Linked DNA regions of Homo sapiens: region 1 is linked to region 2. Evidence: chromatin contacts called from ENCODE Hi-C or POLR2A ChIA-PET data. All regions are on one chromosome and are shown on one strand. The core of a region is the stretch at or near the end of the contact, and the rest is flanking DNA. Distances in the headings are between cores, read along the strand shown.

The links. Hi-C counts contacts between places; a loop is a spot of excess contacts on that map. ChIA-PET counts read pairs that join two places held with the same protein, here RNA polymerase II (POLR2A). Pooled maps may share reads with other maps.
Region 1: a loop to region 2 is called in a map with no recorded cell type, with 8 times the contacts of the local background. The contact joins the promoter of ARSD here to the enhancer-like site in region 2. A Hi-C loop is called at or near these places in 10 of 168 maps with a recorded cell type or tissue (CD14-positive monocyte, Caco-2, Calu3 and 7 more), 4 of 37 single-sample maps with no recorded cell type and 11 of 50 pooled maps. POLR2A ChIA-PET finds 5 or more read pairs at or near these places in 9 of 52 experiments (AG04450, Caco-2, H1 and 6 more).

The regions. Positions count from the first base shown.
Region 1 is chrX:2,926,977-2,930,945 of GRCh38, forward strand. It overlaps ARSD (arylsulfatase D), which reads right to left and starts at 2,363. Exons shown (of 10, transcript NM_001669.4): 1 at 2,256-2,363. The coding sequence starts at 2,299. RefSeq lists silencers at 1,851-2,010, 2,031-2,380.
Region 2 is chrX:2,887,243-2,891,201 of GRCh38, forward strand. No RefSeq gene overlaps it. Among named protein-coding and RNA genes, the nearest start is that of ARSD-AS1, 16 kb to the right of the region's middle. RefSeq lists enhancers at 2,463-3,054, 2,723-2,812. Within about 2 kb of position 2,654, at least 2 of the 41 ENCODE cell types and tissues checked have a DNase peak (open chromatin) inside an H3K27ac peak, as active enhancers do.

The sequences.
Region 1 (3,969 bases), core at 1,113-3,612, 39 kb after region 2:
GACGCGAACGAGGGGTGTGTCTCAGGGTGTGTGAGGGGACACGGCTCTACTGGGGGGCAGGGGAGGAATAAGGCCATGGGGAGGGATCCGGTGTGGCCAGCAGGGCAATGGCCGCGGAAGGGGACAGGACGGGGCGTGTCTTGGAGGGTGGCGAGAGGCACGGCAGTGCTGCTGAGGCAGGAGAATAGGGTCTGGAGGCAGGGAACCTAAGGCTTTCCATGCCGACTTCCTAGAAGTAAATTGAAAGGAAAATCCTAACTTTCCTTTTTTTTTTAATTTTAATTTTTATTATTATTTTTTGAGATGGAGTTTCACTCTTGTCGCCCAGGCTGCAGTTCAATGGCATGATCCGGGCTCACTGCAACCTCCACCTCCAGGGTTCAAGCGATTCTCCTGTCTCAGCCTCCTGAGTAGCTGGGATCACAGGTGCCTGCCACCACGCCCGGCTAATTTTTTTGTAATTTTAGTAGAGGCCCGGCCTAATTTTTGTATTTTTAGTAGAGACGGGATTTCACCATATTGGCCATGCTGGTCTCAAACTCCTGACCTCAGGTGATCCACCCGTCTCGGCCTCCCAAAGTGCTGGGATTACAGGCATGAGCCACCTCGCCTGGCGGGAAAATCCTAACTTTCCATGCCTAAGTAACAAAAGGACCGAAGGCTTCCCTTTGACCTTTTCTATTGGGTAGATAGTAGACTGGCTGTCTGCAACCAATCGGACTGATTTCGGGTCTAGTCTTCGTGTGCAACTTTGTGACTTCACCCTAGTCTCTGATTAGTTGGGTTTTGCAACCAATCAGATGTTTGCACAGGAGTGTGACCTTTGTAACTTCACCCTTTGGTTGGCTGCTGCCTGCAACCAATCAGACTGATCGCGGGCCACCACTTCAGTTACATGAGGTGAGCATGAAGTGGCCAATGGGAAACTTCTAGGGGGTATTTGGACCCAAGAAGATTATGTACCCGGGCCCTTGAGCCGCTGCTTGGTCGGCTCCCACACTGTGACGTGTCCTTTTGTTTTCAATAAATCCCTGCTTTCCTTCTTTTGTTGCTTCATTCTTTCTTTGCTGGGCGTTTTGTCCAATTCTTTGTTCAAAACGCCAAGAACCTGGACAACTTGCAGTCACGACCCTCTACCGGTGGCACTGGGGCGCAAATGAAGCTGGGAATGCAGGACCCGGCGCATCTGAGGAAGTGCAGCGGGGCATGGCGGTGCTAGAGGGTGGGGACATGGAGGCGGCACAAGGCCAAGGCGCCGGGGGATGGCCAGAGGGAAGTAACGGCCGCGCTTGTGGTGGAGATGGGGACGGGACAGAGAAGTCTTGGGGGGTGACCGGGGTAGGCACGGCGGTGCTGGGGGGAGGGCGCCCAATGAAGCCCACGGGGGGGAAAGGGGCGTGTCTTACCGAGCGTGTTGGGGGAGTCACAGCCGTGCTTGGGAGGATGGGGTCTGGGGGAAGGACGGGGCGCGTCTTAGTGGGATGAGGGGGAGGGCACAGCCGTGCTGGGAAGGCAAAGGGCCGGGGGGCGGGATGGAGCATGTCATGGTGGGGCCGAAGAGGCGGGGGGCGGGAAGGGGCCTTCTTAGAAATCGGGAGGGCGTCACAGCTGTGCTCGGGAGGACGGGGCGTTGGGGAGGGACAGGGAGCGTCTTAGTGGACCCGGGGAACACGGCCGTGCTGGAAGGCATCGAGCTGGGGGGTTGGGGGCGGGACGGGGTGCCTCTTAGGAAGTGGGGCGGGCAAGGCTACGCTTCGGGGGATGGAGCCTTGGGGCGGGACGGGGCGCGTCTTAGTGGGGCAGAGCGGGGGGCGCGGTTCGGGGCGGGTCTTAGGGAGCCTTTGAAGGCCGAATCCGGGCAGCGGTGTAGCTGGGCGTGGAAGGCGGAGGACCCAGCAGGGCGTGACCGGCCCAGTTTCCGCTCCCTCCGGGTCCCGGCCAGCCTTCCTCCGCCCTCCCTTCCCTTCCTCCTTTGTTCTCTTTCCCTGCCCTTCCGCCTTCCCTTCAGTTCGGTCTCCTCCACCCGCCCTTCGTCCCCTCAGTCGCCCCCCATCCCTGGGCTCTGCTGTCTGGCGTCTTTCCCGGGCACAGAACGCGCCTCCAGCTACATTTTGGAGACTACAAGGCGCCGGACACAACCACGCCCTTTACAGGGGCCCAGGCTCGCCCGGGGCGCCCCTCGCCGTGCTCGCGACCCCCTCCCCAGGCCCCCACCCTAGGCCTTAGTATGGGCCGCGTCCCGGGGTCCCAGGCACCTGGCGGCGGGCGCGGCGCGTCCCCTCCGCGCGGCGGATCGCATGGCCGAGCGCTGGCCCAGAGCGCAGGACCTTGCCCTGCGCACTCCGCGCCCGGGCGCCGCTAGTGCCAAGGCTTCCGCCCTCTCAGCTGCGGGATCTGGGCCGGGCGCCCGCCCCTCCTTCATCCGCGTCATCTCCTGGCTCTCGGGACCTCCGGGACCTGCGCGTGGAAACAGGTTTTCCCAGGTCGTCACACGGGAAGGCCTGGGCTAAGGAGCTGATTAAACCCAGTTACGATTGACCGGGCGCGGTGGCTCCCGCCTGGAATCCCAGCAGTTTGGGAGGCCAAGACGAGTGGGTCACCTGAGGTCAGGAGTTCGAGACCAGCCTGGCCAACCTGGTGAAACCCCGTCTCTACTAAAAATACAAAAATTAGCTGGGTGTGGTAGTTCACGTCTGTAGTCCCAGCTATTCGGGAGGCTGAAGCAGGAGAGTTGCTTGAACCCGGGAGGTGGAGGTTGCAGTGAGCTGAGATCGCGCCACTGCAACTCCAGCCTGGGCGACAGAGTGACACTCCGTCTCAAAAAATAAATAAATAAAAATAAAAAATAAACCCAGTTAGGCTTGAGCACAGGGAGCCCCTTTTCTTTTTGTCAGGAAGGGTCTTAGGACCTACCCAGAGCAATCAAGTTGCGATTTCAGTTTCTCAAAGCTTGGTGTTTGAAATGTCTGTTCCGGATGCTGGACTTGTACTCTAAGTCTGGGACGGGGAATGCTAGATGGGCCCTTTTTTTTTGCTTTTATTACTATTATTATTATTATTTTGAGATAGGGACTCACTCTGTCGCCCAGGCTGGAGTGCAGTGGTGCGATCTCGGCTCAGTGCAACCTCCGTCTCCTGGGTTCAAGCGATTCTCCTGCCTCAGCCTCCCGAGTAGCTGGGACTACAGGCGCGTGCCACCACGCCCGGCTAATTCCAATTGCTATTTTTATCTTTGTTTCTTTCATCAGACTGCTGTTGAAATTACTCCTTTTGATTAATCACTGTGCCCTGGACCCCTCCCCATCTTTTCTGTGACTCATCCTTTTGTTTTTGAATGATGCTATTTTGCTCATTACCCTCTCACGTAATGCTTTTTTTGTATCTTTGGCTCTCCCTTTGTTGTTTGTTTGTTTTGTTTTTAACTCTTTTGACCTCTAGAAAGATCAAGGCTGAGAGTTGAGGCTGCAGTGAGCCTTTGTTTTTGTCTAACTCTCTTGACCTCCAGTCGCTGATTCTCTCAAGCCCCTTCATGTCTTACCTCATCCCCTCACATCCCCTCACAATGCAAGATCTGGTCAAAGTATAAATTCATATTTTGTAGGAAATGCTAGCTTACAAAACAATATCACATCCCTACCTCCAGCCCAGGTGACCCACTTTCCCTCAAAGGGGGTTGCTTAGGTCCTCTTCCACTGGTCAGGGACAAAATGATTCCATAGTCTTCAAGATTAACAGTACTTTCTTTTTCCAAGGCTGAGGCTGTCAAGGGTGAGGCTGTCACCGCCTCCCAAGGAAGTGGAACTACCGGTGTGCACCACCACCCCTGACACATTTTTGTTAATTTATTTTTTTGCTAGAGACTAGGTCCCACTATGTTGCCTAAGCTGGTCTCAAACTCTTGCCTCAAGCAGTCCTCCTGCTTTGGCCTCCCAAAGTACTGGGATTACAGGTGAGCCACTGTGCCTGACC
Region 2 (3,959 bases), core at 1,404-3,903:
ATAAAGCTCTTAGCACAGTCTGTGGGAACAATTAAGCATGAAAGCATGAGCTGCTGCTCTCATTGTCAACATCCGATTGAAATCTTGTTTTTGAGACAGGGTCTTACCGTGTTGCTTAGGCTGGAGTGCAGCGGCACCGTCAGGGCTCACAGCAGTCTTGACCTCCCAGGCTCAAGTCATCCTCTTGCCTCAGTCCCCCTAGTACCTGGGACGACAGACTTGCACCACCATGCGCAGGTAATTTTTTTTTTTTTTTTTCAGTAGAGACAGATTTCGCCATGTTGCCCAGGCTGGTCTCGAACTCCTGGACTCAAGCGATCTGCCCACCTCTACCTCCCAAAGTGCTGGGATTACAGGTGTGAGCCATCGTCCCTGGCCTTATTGAGATCTTTAGAGATACTGCCAATAACTTGGGTTTTAAAAATTATATTGCTTGAGCCCAGGAGGTGGAGGCTGCAGTGAGCCAAGATCACGCCACTGCACTCCAGCTTGGGTGATATAGTGAGACTATGTCTCAAAAAAAGAAGAAGAAGAAAAAATTACCATTAAGATAAAAAATGTTTATGACTGTGTATGACGTTTACAAATTTAGCCAGCCTACGCAACAGAGCAAGACCCTGTCTCAAAAAAAAAAAAACTTAGAAATATTAGTAAACATGGTAGACGCCTGTTCATTAATTCTGCTTGAACAGGTGGTCAAGGAAAAGAAATGACTTGAATACAGCTAAGGGCTTTTATTCAGCAGATCCTCACCAGACGGCCCCTGTGCACAGATAATTGATTCACTGTGGCACAGCAGGATCTGAGTTTTGTAAGATGAGGAGAGAGGGGTACATGTTTTTGAGGACTGGCCCAAATTTCACTTTTCTGGCCAGGCGCAGTGGTTCTCGCTGGTAATCCCAGCACTTTGAAGGGCCGAGGCGGGTGGATCACTTCAGGTCAGGAGTTCGAGACCAACCTGACAACATGGCAAAACCCCATCTCTACTAAAAATATGAAACCTAGCCAGGCGTGGTGGTGTGCTCCTGTAATCCCAGCTATTTAGGAGGCTGAGGCAGGAGAATCGCTTGAACCTTGGAGGCGGAGGTTGCAGTAAGCCGAGATCGTGTCACTGCACTCCAGCCTGCGCAACAGAGCAAGACTCTGTTTCAAAAAAAAAAACAAAAACCAAAAAACAAATTACACTTTTCTTCATCTTCAGCTGTTGCAAAACCTGGCATCGTGTCCATTGGAGACTGTCGTTGCTGTGGTTTCAATACCTCTTTCATGGTATTATGGGTGCAATCCCTTTTCAGCAACTCTCAGAACAGTTTATTTTGCAAGGCTTTGCAATATGTCAAGGTTCAGGGGAAAGTGGGGGTAACAAAAAGGGAGGAGAGGAGAAAACGGAAGAGAAAAATATAGGAAAAGGAGGCAAGAGTTGAAGCAACATAAACTGGGGTCTCTCTATGTTTTATTGTAGTGCAAACACAAAACATTAAATTTATTATCTTAACCATTTTCAAGAGTACAGTTCAGGCCAGCTGCGGTGGCTCATGCCTGTAATCTCAGCACTTTGGGAGGCCACGGTGAGTGGATCTCTTGAGCTCAGGAGATGGAGATGAGCCTGTGCAACATGATGAAACCTCGTCTCTACAAAAAAAATACCAAAATTTAAAAAAGGGGGGGAGTAGAGTTAAGAGTTCAGTAGAGTTAAGTCTAATCACATTGCTGTGCATGGGTCTCCAAAACTTTTTCATCTTGCAAAACTGAAACTCTGTGCCTGATAGCAGTGGGGAGATCCGAGTTACCCTGAGTTACCAGTGGCGAATCTGTAGGGGTCTGCGGCAATTTCAATACTTGCCTCCTTGGAAGAAAGAATTTGACTGAGGGCGTAAGGCAGAAAAAGAGACCAAGGCAAGTTTCAAAGCAGGAGTGGAAGTTTATTTTAAAAAGCCTTAGAACAGGAGGAAAGGAAGGTACTCCTGGAAGAGATGCAAGTGCATGCCTGAAGGTCAAAGAGAGCGAGAGCGAGGGAGTCTAACCTTGATCCTGGGAGTTTACGTGCTGGCCTCTTTCTTACCCATGATTCTTCCCTTGGGGTGGGCTGCCCACATAAGCAGTGCCCTCCTTACCCTTGGAAAGTGAGCATGTGCGGTGTGTTTAGGGATTGTACGAATGCCGGTCTGAGACTTTCTTCCTTTTCTGGTGGAGGCTCCCGGAAGGTCATACTTCATACTTCACCATTTCATCTCTTTTCCCTGGCATTTGCAGTCAATTAACACTTTAATGTTAATAGCTGTGTTACTGGAAAGGAGTCCAGATCCAGACCCCAAGAGAGGGTCCTTGGAGCTCGTGCAGGAAGGAATTCTGAGTGAGTTCATAAAGTGAAAGCAAGTTTTTTAAGAAAGAAAAGGAATACACGAATGGCTCTTCCATAGACAGAGCAGCCCCGAGGTCTCCTGGTTTCCCATTTTTATGGTTATTTCTTGATGATATGCTAAACAAGGGGTGGATTATTCATTCTTTCCCTTTTTAGACCATACAGGGAGACTTCCTGACGTTCCCATGGCATTTGTAAACTGTCACAGCGCTGGTGGGAGTGTAGCAGTGAAGACCACCAGAGGTCACTCTTGTCACCATCTTGGTTTGGGTGGGATCTCGCCGGTTTCTGTACTGCAACCTGTTTTATCACCGAGGGCTTTGTGCCGACCTCCCGTCTCATCCTGTGACTATGAATGCCTCACACACCTCCTGGGAATGCAGCCCAGCAGGTCTCAGCCTCATGTTACCCAGCCCCTATTCAAGATGGAGTGGCTCTGCCTCCAGTGCCTCTGATAGTGTCACAGGCCGTGCTCACTCACATTTGGCTCAGAATAAATCTCTTCAAATATTTTAGAGTTTTACTCTTTATCGGCATCATCTTGTCCAATTCCAATGAGGAGCTCTTGAAAGCTAAAACCAAGAAGTCTTCCCCATGGGAGAAGCACCCCCAAATCTTGTTCTCACCAATCAGGCGCATTCGCGGTTCTTCCTTTCCTCCCCTTCTCCTCCTGCACCACTTGCTGCTTCCCTTCTCCCACGAATGCTCTCCAGGACCTGCTGCACTTCTCACAGTGCCCTAACTCTCGGCTCTGCAGGAAAATGACTTCACAGGAATTTCTCCTTGTAAAGATTTTATAACCCAATGGATGGACCCTGATGGGACAAAACCCAGGGGTGAAAAATTAAAATGGCAATGTTACTGGAGACGGGTCCCTATCTAGATTCCAAGAGAGGGTTCTTGTGTTGTACCCGAGCGAGTTAGAAAAACGCCACACTTTGAGACGATTTAAGAGTCCTTTATTAGCCGGCGACCGAGAGACGGCTAACGCTCAAAATTCTCTCGGCCCCGAGGAAGGGGCTTGATTAACTTTTAGATCTTGGTTTAGGAAGGGGAGGGCGGGGGGTCTAGTGAAAACCATTTTACAGAAGTAAAGTAGGCAAAAAGTTAAAAGGATAAATGGTTGCAGGAAAGTAAACAGTTCCAGGTGCAGGGGCTTTAAGACTATTATAGACGCGAGGCTTTGGGCGTTACTAATCAGACGAATTCCCGGGAACTGCGGATGTAGCTCGCCACAGTATCTTATCAGTTAACTGCATTCTTGGATGTGCTGGGAGTCAGCCTGCACGAGTTCAGTCCTTGAGGAAGGGGCTGCCAGTGAAAGAGCCAAGGTGGAGTCTGGCTGGCTCTCTTAGCTAAGGGAGAGTCCATTCAGGTGGAAAGAAGGCTAGGTGAGTAGAGGAAAAGGGAGAGTCTAAAAACAGGTTAGTAAAAACCAGGTTGGGCATTACACTTGGATCTTGCGGCAAGAAAGAATTCGGGGCGAATCCATAGAGTAAAGTGAAAGCAAGTTTATCAAGAAAGTAGAGGAATAAAAGCATGGCCACTCCATAGACAGAGCAGCAGCATGGGCTGTTGGTTGCCTTTTTTAATGGTT